Linked DNA regions of Homo sapiens: region 2 is linked to region 1. A link is an interaction called in ENCODE POLR2A ChIA-PET data of the cell type or tissue named here. Cell type or tissue: PC-9. All regions are shown on one strand. Region 1 overlaps HLCS (holocarboxylase synthetase). Region 2 overlaps LOC105369308 (a long non-coding RNA gene).

Evidence for each region. Peaks named below come from ENCODE experiments on the same cell type or tissue, not always from the same donor. Only the 100,000 strongest peaks of a DNase experiment are listed, where the experiment ranks them.
Region 2: POLR2A ChIA-PET joins it to region 1 with 6 read pairs; 3 of 35 experiments call an interaction of 5 or more read pairs at or near these places.

What each region holds. Positions count from the first base shown.
Region 1 is chr21:36,858,862-36,863,861 of GRCh38, reverse strand. All of the region lies in intron 6 of HLCS (holocarboxylase synthetase), which reads left to right. Among named protein-coding and RNA genes, the nearest start is that of HLCS-AS1, 110 kb to the left of the region's middle. RefSeq lists enhancers at 3,379-3,673, 3,229-3,817. In PC-9, no CTCF peak of the experiment used is centred here; DNase peaks (open chromatin) are centred at 2,721 and 3,541; H3K4me3 peaks cover 733 bases; H3K27ac peaks cover 3,200 bases.
Region 2 is chr21:36,688,689-36,693,688 of GRCh38, reverse strand. The region is part of intron 1 of LOC105369308 (a long non-coding RNA gene); the gene reads left to right. Among named protein-coding and RNA genes, the nearest start is that of SIM2, 7.9 kb to the left of the region's middle. In PC-9, no CTCF peak of the experiment used is centred here; no DNase peak of the experiment used is centred here.

The sequences.
Region 1 (5,000 bases):
GTGGCAACATAGCTGAGTTCCAACACCACAGCATCAGAGCATTTCTTAACCTTGTGGTGAGTGGTTGAGATGAATTGTTGGGTCTTGAGCAGCGGAACTTTGCCAAGAAGAAATGATACAAAGAGAATCTTGAACAAGTTTAGGCATTTTGCAGTAATTTTCAGTTTTCATTACTATGCTGAAAAGATCTATCTGTATGATATCCAGAGATGTGGTTGCTGCAGTGAGGTCTTTAAGTGCAAATCTAATCACGTTCCTTCCTTTCTCAAAAACTCACAGGCTTTGCATTTCAGAACCTACAAAATCCCAACCCTGAGCATGGCAGGGAAGACTGACAAGCACTGGCCCCAGCCTCTCTTTCCAGCCTTGACCCTTTCTGTGACCCCGCCTGTGACCCTCATGCTTTCTGTTTTAGTTTCACTAAACACCTGCTATTTCCTGAAACTGGATCTTTGAATGTGCTGTTCCCATCCCTGATTATTCCCCACCCCCACATTTTCCATCTGATTCCTTCTCAGTGGATCGGCGATGGTCAGTTCTCTCTCCTCTGCAAGCCTTGCTGATGTCTCCAGGTGGAATCTCCCTGTTTAGAGCTTTTATGGTGCTATTTCTAAATCTCTGTGCATCATTCTATGCGACTGTTTTTATGTTTCTTCACTGACTCTGCACCCAGAAAGCAGGATTACTGTTTTACTTGTTCCATGTCATGCCTGGGAGAATAATGTGCACTCATATTTATGACTGAACATACATTTCTGTCTCATGGGATTTGGGGAATTTGTAGCAATTAAGAAATGGTGAAGCCAGGCTCAGTGGCGCGATGTAGTCCCAGCTATTCGGGAAGCTGAAGTGGGAGGATCGCTTGAGGCCTGAGCAACATAATGAGACCCCGTCGCTTTAAAAAAAAAAAAAAAAAGAGAGAAAGAGAAATGACAAGTGTTGAATTAGGGGCGTAACATGGCTTGGTGGAAAGAATAATCCAGAGACTTTGGGACTTCGGGGCTCACTTCTGCCATTGCTGAATTCCTTCCTTTTGGTGAGTCTCCAGGCCTTTCCTCTTCCTTCCCCTTCCAGGTCCAAGAGATGTGATGTAGGCTCTATAAGGCTCATCAGCCATGCGAGAGCAGCGATGGTGGCCCAGGCCCCGACTGTAGGAGCTGAAAGACAGGCGACCACACCACATTACAGGAGGGTGAGAGGAACGGATGCGGAGAGGTTCTGAACTTGTAGGTCAAAATGTGAAATTCGAAAGAATACCCAAAAAACCTAAGAAAATTTTGTAAAGGAAAATAGATTTATTATTAAGCACATGAAAAGATGCCCAACATCAGTAGCCATCAGGGAGATGCCAATCAAAACCACAATGAGATACCACCTCACACCTGGGGCTGTCAGAAAAAAGGCAGTAACAAGTATTCGCAAGGATGTGGAGACACTGGAACTCTTCCACACTGTTGATGGGAATGTAAAATGGGGCAGCTGCTTTGGAAAACAGGCAGCGCCTTGCAAGGTTAAATACAGAGTTAACCATGTGATACAGCAACTCTGCTCCTAGACACCTACCCAAGAGAGATGAAAACAGAGGTCCACACAAAAACTTGCATGTGGATATTCATGGCATCACGCTTCATGATAGCCAAAAGGTGGGAACAACCCAAATGTCCATCAGTGGATGAATGGATAAATAAAATGTCTAGTCATATGATGGAATATTATTGAGCCATAAAAAGGAATGCAGTACTGATGCATGCTGTACCATGGATGAACCTTGAAAACATTATGCTAAAATGAAAGAAGTCAGACACAGAAGAAGACCACATGTTGTGTGATTTCATTTATAGGAAATGCCTAGGATAGGCAAATCCATGGGGATAGTAAGTATAATAGATCAGTGGTTGCCAGGAGATTGGTTGAGGGGGGTGGAGGAGAGAGGAATGGGGAGTGGCTGCTAATGTGTGAGGGATTTCTTTTGGGGGTGATGAATCTGGAATTAGATAGTGGAAATGGTTATACAACTTTGTGAAAGTATCAAGACCGTTGAGTCTTATACTTTGAAAGGGTGGATTTATGGTATTTGAATTATGTCTCAGTAAAGCTATTATTTTTAAAAAGACAGATGGTACAGAAATTCTAAAGCTTACGTCAGAAGTGATGTAAGAGGGAGGTACTCTTTTAAAAGAAAGTATAAGCAAACGAACACAGTAACAGAAAACCAAATACTGTGTGTTCTCACTTACAAGTGGGAGCTAAATAATGAGAACCAATGAGCACAAAGAGGGGAACAATGGGCCCTGTGGCCTACTGGAGGGTAGAGGGTGAAAGGAGGGAGAGGATCAGGAAAAAATCTATTGGGTACTAGGCTTAGTACCTGGGTGACAAGATGGTCTGTACACCAAACCTCTGACACGAGTTTGCCTATATTAAACAAACCTGCACATGTACCCCTGAACCTAAAAGAAAAGTTTAAAAAGAAAAAAGAAAGTATAACAAACATCTTTTGGTGAAAGAGTATTTCCATATCTGGAAGCACCTGAGAGCTTGACGGACCACATAGGTAAACACCACAGGGACGTTACCTGGGCAAAGGGCAGTCTCTTGTGGTAGGGGAGGAAGGGGAGGGCTGTGGAGATTGTAGGGTCCAGAATTTTTCTCGTGGTTGCCTTCATTTGGGCTGTAGAGACACCGCCTGTGCTAAAAGGTAGGTTATATATGCTCTGTAATGAGAGGGACCACATTTCATTCCACTTGGTCATATCCTGTCTCCCAGCCCTTAGCACAGAACCTGGTCAGCATTCCATAAATGTCTGTTGAAATAAAATGAAGTAATTTTTCTGTCAACATAACCACCATTGGGAGAGGTGAAAAATTGAGAAAATGAATAGAATGTGTTTAACTTATTTTCACACTCATTTTATTGAAGCTCTCTGTAAAAATAAACCCAGGTGGACGGTAATTGATTGAGTGATAATTTCTAAGTAGCAAAGTGTTAAAGTAGATAAGTGCCTCCTACTGTGGAGAAACTGCCTGGCCAAAATCTGAACCGCTGAGGCGTTTATTTTAACACTGGGAAACATTTATTACCCTAAACTTGTTTCCATTCATACACAGCATCTATCATACCAGATGTGCCGTGTCTAAACTAGACATGGTTTAGAAAATGCAGTAATCCCTCTCTATCAGGTGAATTTCTAAGAGAAATAATTTTTCCTTTTTATTTATTGCTTTTTTTCTTCAGCCTCTCCTCCTTCCAAAATAAAATGAAAGTTGCAATTTAGCCTAATTCATTTGACTTACACAAAAATTAATATTAAATTACAGTGCATTTCAATTAAAAGTAATAATTAAAATTTGAACATCTCCAAATAAAACTTGAACTTGGGACCTTATTAACAATAAAACATCAGCAGCTTTCTCTGCATGTTGATCTGACCAGTCCTGGCCACTTTTAGTGGCTAGTTTGGGGAATTAGCCTGACTTCCTGGCGGGTGTGGCTTCCTGGAGGGGTGTGGCTTCCTGGAGGGGTGTGACTTCCTGGAGGGGGCATGGCTTTGGAGTCTGATCACCCTGGCTTGAGTCCCGCCCCGCCACTAACTAGCTGGCTGACCTTGGGGGAGGTTATGTGATCTGTCTCTGCTTAGTTTCCTCATTTGAAAAAAAGGAATAGTAATGCCTACTCAGAATAAGGTTGAAATCAAACACTATATTAGACACACCAAAGCAGGTGCTCAATTAAAAGTAACCCCTCCCACTGCAAAATGTACTATATATAGGGTTCGTGTGTGCACACATGCAGGGAACCCGAGCATTCTCATCCAGCTAATTCTGACCTAGAGCCTGCTGTAGAGTGGACTCTGCATGAATATTGATTGAGTAAATATGCGACCTGCAAGGAACAATTTCAGGATGGGGTCAGGGCCAGTGTGCCCTTAGGCAGCCAGGAGCCTCCAGTGGTGTAATTGATTATTGCGAAACCGTCTTCTTCCCCATCTCCTTGTCACTGTGCCTGAATGCCCACCTGAGCAGCATTGCTGCTGAAGGCTTCCCCACAAACATGTCTGGGAATGGTGGTTTGTGAAGCCCACCTTGGGACCACTTCTATTCCTTGTTGAAATCCTACAGTTTTATTTTAAACGAAATTCAAAAGGTTGAGGGATACTCCTGGGTTTGGAGTTGGATGCCCTTTAACCACAAGACAACTTGTATGAAAGTCACTGCTCTGTGCAGCAAGGCCACTCCAGCTGTGGGTTTGAGACAGACTTTTGAAACTAAAAGATGAAAATCTTCCATCTTCCTACCTCTGCAAAACTCAGTCCACTTACGCAAAAGAACAAGACTACAGTTGTCCTGCTCCCCTCTCCTCTTGTGGACCCTGTGGGGGTCCCAGTGGAGTTTGCAGAGTGGGGAGAGCTGAGGGTGCAAGGTCAGACTCAGAACAATGGATTCTTCAGCTTAGAAACCATTTGTGAGAAGCCAGGGAGGTTCTAGGAGAACCAAGTCAGGAAAGGAAGAATGCCAGGACAAAAGACAAAAAACTCCAAGCTGGCCAGGCATGGTGGCTCACGCCTGTAATCCCAGCACTTTGGGAGGCCAAGCGGGGCAGATCACGAGGTCAGGAGTTTGAGACCAGCCTGACCAACATGGTGAAACCCCGTCTCTACTAAAAATACAACAATTAGCTGGGCTTGGTGGCACACGCCTGTAATCCCAGCTACTCAGGAGGCTGAGGCAGGAGAATCGCTTGAACTCGGGAGGTGGAGGTTACAGTGAGCCAGGATCTCACCACTGCAATCCAGCCTGGGCGACAGAGTGAGACTCCATCTCAAAACAAAACAAAAAACAAAAAACTCCAAGCCAAACATTGGGTGACTTAGGGGCCTCAGAAGAGGTGTAGCCTGTAGATGACAAACCTGGTAGGAAGTCCTGCCCCAGTGGTTCCCAGCCTGTTGTAGATGTCCCAAGCCTGGGGAGGGGATGATGCACGAGGAGCATTTGGGAACTGG
Region 2 (5,000 bases), 170 kb after region 1:
GAGGAGACGAAGCCCACGGCCTAGAGCTGCTCCGGGTCAGAGGTTCCGCCGCGCAGGGCGAGCGAAAGCCGGACTTCAGATCTGAGCGGCGGCGGGGCCACGCCGGGCGTAGGGACCGCACCCCATCTGGTCAGGCACTGGGGCGGTGGCACTGGGGCGGTGATGGGCCCGGGTCGCCAACTCTCCCCGCCCTAGGCCACACACACCTGGGCTTTGGGAGCTGCGGGCCACACTCGGGCACGCACGCGGCAGGGGCTGCTGGAGCGGTCACAGGGGCAGGCTCCCCGGTCGCCAGAGGTCTCCTTAATTCCGCAAAAGGGACTCGGGACTCTACCCCCGGCCCTGGGCGCCGGCTCAGCAGGGGGTTATTTCGAAGATATCATTATTGGGAGTCGCGGTCCTGCCTTTTGCGCGAAGTCTCGGGACCGCCCGCGTGGTTAGAAACGCAGGCCAGGCAGGTGGGCGGAAGGGGGCGCAGTGTGCACGGCCGCCGGAGCGGCTCGCGCACCTGGAGAAGGGGTCGTTCAGTGCGCGCACACCCCCCAGGTAGGGGCCTCGGTGCGCACCCCGCCACTGTCTTGTGCGGTGTTGGGGTGACTTGCGTGACACTCAAGTGAGTGCCTGGGGCCGCGCGGACGTCTGTCCTGGCCCTGATGCGGGCAGCCTCTGCCCATCTCCCATCCTCCCTCCCACTCTCCGATCAGCCGCCTCTCCGCCCCCACCCTCCCCAGATTCTTCCCGCGCGGGGAGTAAGGACCAGGGCTGGGACCCGCGTGGGGCGGGCGAGAGACTGCGGGACCCAGCGCACGTGGGTGTTGAGATGTCTGGTGAGAATAAGAAGCCAGTGCTTTCTTAGCTTCGCCAAAGCCCCCAGCGGTATCCCCAGCTCTCGCCTACTTAGACAGAGTCCTGATCTGAATCCACGCGCTGGAGACTCAGCCTTCTCCGGGGAGACCTGGAGTGGTCCCGATTGCGGAAGAAGGTCCAACGCCCTCCACTGTCCCTCGCCCCTGCCCTAAGCCAGAATTCCTTCTAGGTGCTAGAGCAAATTCCTGAGCAGTCAAAGAGTGCAGCACATTTTCGTGTGAAACGAAAGACTTTAAATTAGCACGTTTTCCAGCTCAAGAATATTTTCCCTGGACACAGCATCGGCTGCTGGTAACTTCAGGGTGACTGCAAACCGTGCGGTCTGCCAATAATTTTGGTCCCGACTCCAGTCCCCTCTTCATTTTTTAGAGGACGAAAACAAAATAATCTCGGTGATTGCACCATCGTCCTTCCCATCCTGCGAGTATAGACAAAGACTTTAACCTGACAACGGAATTCTTTTGGGTGCTTCTCTCCCACAAGCTTTTGAACCAGGCAGAGTGAGCCCTCGGGCGCCTTCCTCGGGAGGGCACACAGATTTGCACAGTCGGGACCCTTCTCGTGGCTTTTCTCTTTGTGGGAGAGGCGGCGGTGGTGCGAGTGTGCGCAGGGCTCAAAGGGGCTGGGCAAGTGCTATTCCGCTCCCCCGGTGGAAGCCAAATTAAACCGCTTTATTATGATGTGAGAGACCTATGTTCAATCTTGCATTTAATTTTGGAGAGGTCCTCCTATTTGCCAGGCCCTGCGTTATTGACAAATCTAATTTTTGAATAAATACAAGCAAAAAGAGCACGGAGGTGTCGCCGTGGGAGGAGCGCCGTTCAGTGACACAGGTAGACGCTGGCTTCCTCTGGCTAAGCAGCCGGCGCCACGTTCAACTTGCTCGGGAGCTCTCGACACTGGATGGAAAGCCACAGCCTCCAATTCCTTTTAAACAATCTAAACAAGGTTGTGAGTCCTGGAATACTCCTGTGTGAATTTGCTTTATTCCTGGATAGTTGGGAGCCGGGGAAGGAAAAAGATAAGCGCTGTTGTTACTCATGCAAAAATAATTTTCGCGTTTACTGGAGTCTACTTAAGGTAATTGACCAGAAAATACCTCCCTGTTTAAGCAACATTAAGGGTGCTCCACTGAAAGCTACTTGAGTTATTTGTACTTCTGTTTAGCCTGATCCCTAGCCGACATTTTCGCAGAAGCTGTGAGCTCTGACAAATGCAGGAAAGTGGTTTCCAGGAGAGATACACCTGCGAAAAGTACTTGAATTCCAGAGCTGACCCCACCCATCTGTTCTTTGACAGGGTGTCACTTGGACCCTCCTTGATTGAGTTTCAGTAGCTGGATTTTCTAAAAGTAAATCCCAGAAATGGAAATTCATACTCATTATCTTGCACAAACATTTTAATTTCTGAGTGGCCTGCGTTGGGCCATGGAGCAGGAACGTTTCCTGCTGTAGCCACAGCGATCCCTTAAAAGCTGCAAAACGTCAGCTGAGGATTAGAAAGGCAATAATTCAAACACAGAGAAAATTCCTAACTAGAAGAAAAGAAAAAAGGCTCCAAGTGAAGTTACAAAATTTATATTTGTACAAAACTCCTTTGAACAATTATTTGACAGTAACCGTCTTTTTCTAGTTATGTTTGTTGACCTGAATTTCTCAGCCACCCTTTGCATGTGCGAATCGTGAGACTCTTGTTCTCAGCAAAGATGACTAATGGATCTTTTAGAAATTCATGCTTTGATTTTCTGTGTTAGCCGTGGAAGCTGCTTCATTTTAGATACTTTATGTGATGGCTGTCAAGGGAAACTTGGGTACAATTTCTCAGGAGTATCTCTAAAAACATTATTCATAATTAAAAACTGATTCATAGAAATCACCAGAAAAATTATGGCACATTATGTTCAAACATATTTTTAGGCATGTGGAATAAATAAAATCATTTTGGTCTGGCTGAGTAATACTGCCTCCCAACCTTCCTCTCACGGTGCCAGGAAGTCCTCATATAACTTCGTAGATTTCAGAACCGCCTGTGTGACACGAGCCAGAAAACATCTGTGTTTTCTCCAGGAATGTTCTCTATTGATAATGCAAGTTACAATTCTGTTCTTTAAAAAACAGCTGAATAGTGTAGCCCAAGGGGTGGGGAAGGCAGTACTGAAAGGAGTATCTTTAATAACCTTAGGATTGTTTTAAAGGGGGAGAAAGACTATAAGAAAATTCCACGTGATATAGTCTGAAAGATGGAATAAATTCACTGGAACGTAGACCCACCTCATTATAGGCCAGCTGATGTGCCATGGTTTTTTGGCATCTTAGTGGTGAAATTCCCAAGAGCAATCATTCTTTTTTTTTTTTTTTTTTGGAGACAGAGTCTTGCTGTGATACCTGAATGGAGTGTAGTGGTATGATCTTGGTTCATGCAACCTCCATCTCCTGGGTTCAAGTGGTTCTCGTGCCTCAGCCTCCCGAGTAGAGAGTAGATGGGACTACAGGTGTGCACCACCACGCCAGGCTAATTTTTGTATTTTTGGTAGAGACGGGGTTTCACTATGTTGGCCAGGCTGGTCTCTAACTCCTGACTTCAGGTGATCCACCCGCCCCCCACCTCAGCCTCCCAAAGTACTGGGATTACAGGTGTGAGCAACCATGCCTGGCCCCAAGAGCAATCATTTTGCCTCTACACTTTGCTCTGTAGGAAAAAGCAGTACACGGAGGTCCCAAGGTATTAGCAATACCAATCCCTTCAGCTGGTAGTTGTGTGAGTATAAACCCCTTCCTGGTAGAGAAGTAGGGCAAGGCTTAGGAAGGCTATTTGGTGGCCTGCAGTGGTTAATGCATCTTCTGAAGTCCTCGGGCTCACAGTCTAACTTGTCTGGGCATTGGTGGACTGTGACAATACATATGAGTCGCTAATATTGATTTAGAGAATCAGTATTAAATAGGACAGTTAACTTATTAAATAATCCAAAGTGACACAGTTGCACTTGCTAAAAATTGCTCCCATTGACCTACCTAAAGCAATGGATGCAATCTGCAGTCTTGTGCACAGTTGCTTGGATGCCTGATTTATCAGACCATGTTCATTCTCTTCACAGGCAACATGGTCATGGAAAGTGCGATGACTTAGCTGGTGCGTGAAGGTGGCTAAAGCAGATAGAGGGTTGCATGTTTCAGGCACTCACTTTCATGTGTGGTCTAGAGCTGGACTAGCCTAGATACAGCTCGTGCTTTGTGCTGCAAAAGGAATGCAGTTCTTTGGACTGGAGTGCCTTCATGCACTTCTGCCTGCACACCCACTGTTACTCACGGAAACACCCACGGAGTGGCCACAGTGTGCCAGTCGCTGAGCCAGGCCTTCAAGTGATAAAAGGGAGCTCCTGCCATGCAGGTGTTCACAGTCCTGACAGTGACGTTAACTGAGAATCTGGCCTGCTCATTCATGTATCTCAAGGGATTTAGAAGCATTCACAGCTCTTGAACAGTATGTAATTCTATTTCTGGTTATTTGTCCAGTGGAGATCATTTCTAAGACCAAAAAAGTCTTTTTGCATGAGTATTTGCATATTGGTTAAAGATGCAAGCTTTGGTCTTAAATCTAGCTCTGACTTCTCTTTAACCCTCAGTTTTGTTATGTGTACAATGGGATTAATAGTTACCCCATAAGCAGGTTGTTGAGTCTTAACTAAAAAATGATTGACAAATATAATGAATATAAAAGGGCCTACCTAGCACACTGCCTGGAAGAAGGAAGTATTAAATAAGCTGTAGTTGTTATTATTGGCAGTATCGTTATATTATTTATAATATTAAATGTTGGATTCTTAATATTCATAATATAAAACTCTGGAAACAAAGTATCCTAAATAGGTGGGGGGGTTGATTAATTAAATGCATATATATATATCTATGTATGTATATTTAATGAAAAGTTATGTAGCTATTTTAAAATAGTTTAAAAGCTTCTAACATGGTTTGGTAAATACCTTTCTATATATAATTGTATTTTCCGGCCTCCCTTGCAGCTAAGGTTCTTGATATCAATTAGGTGTGACCAATTGGATGCATTTATTCGAGAAGTAAAGTGGCCGCCACACTTTGGCTGCCATTGTGGTTTCTGCTGTAAGCACAATCAGT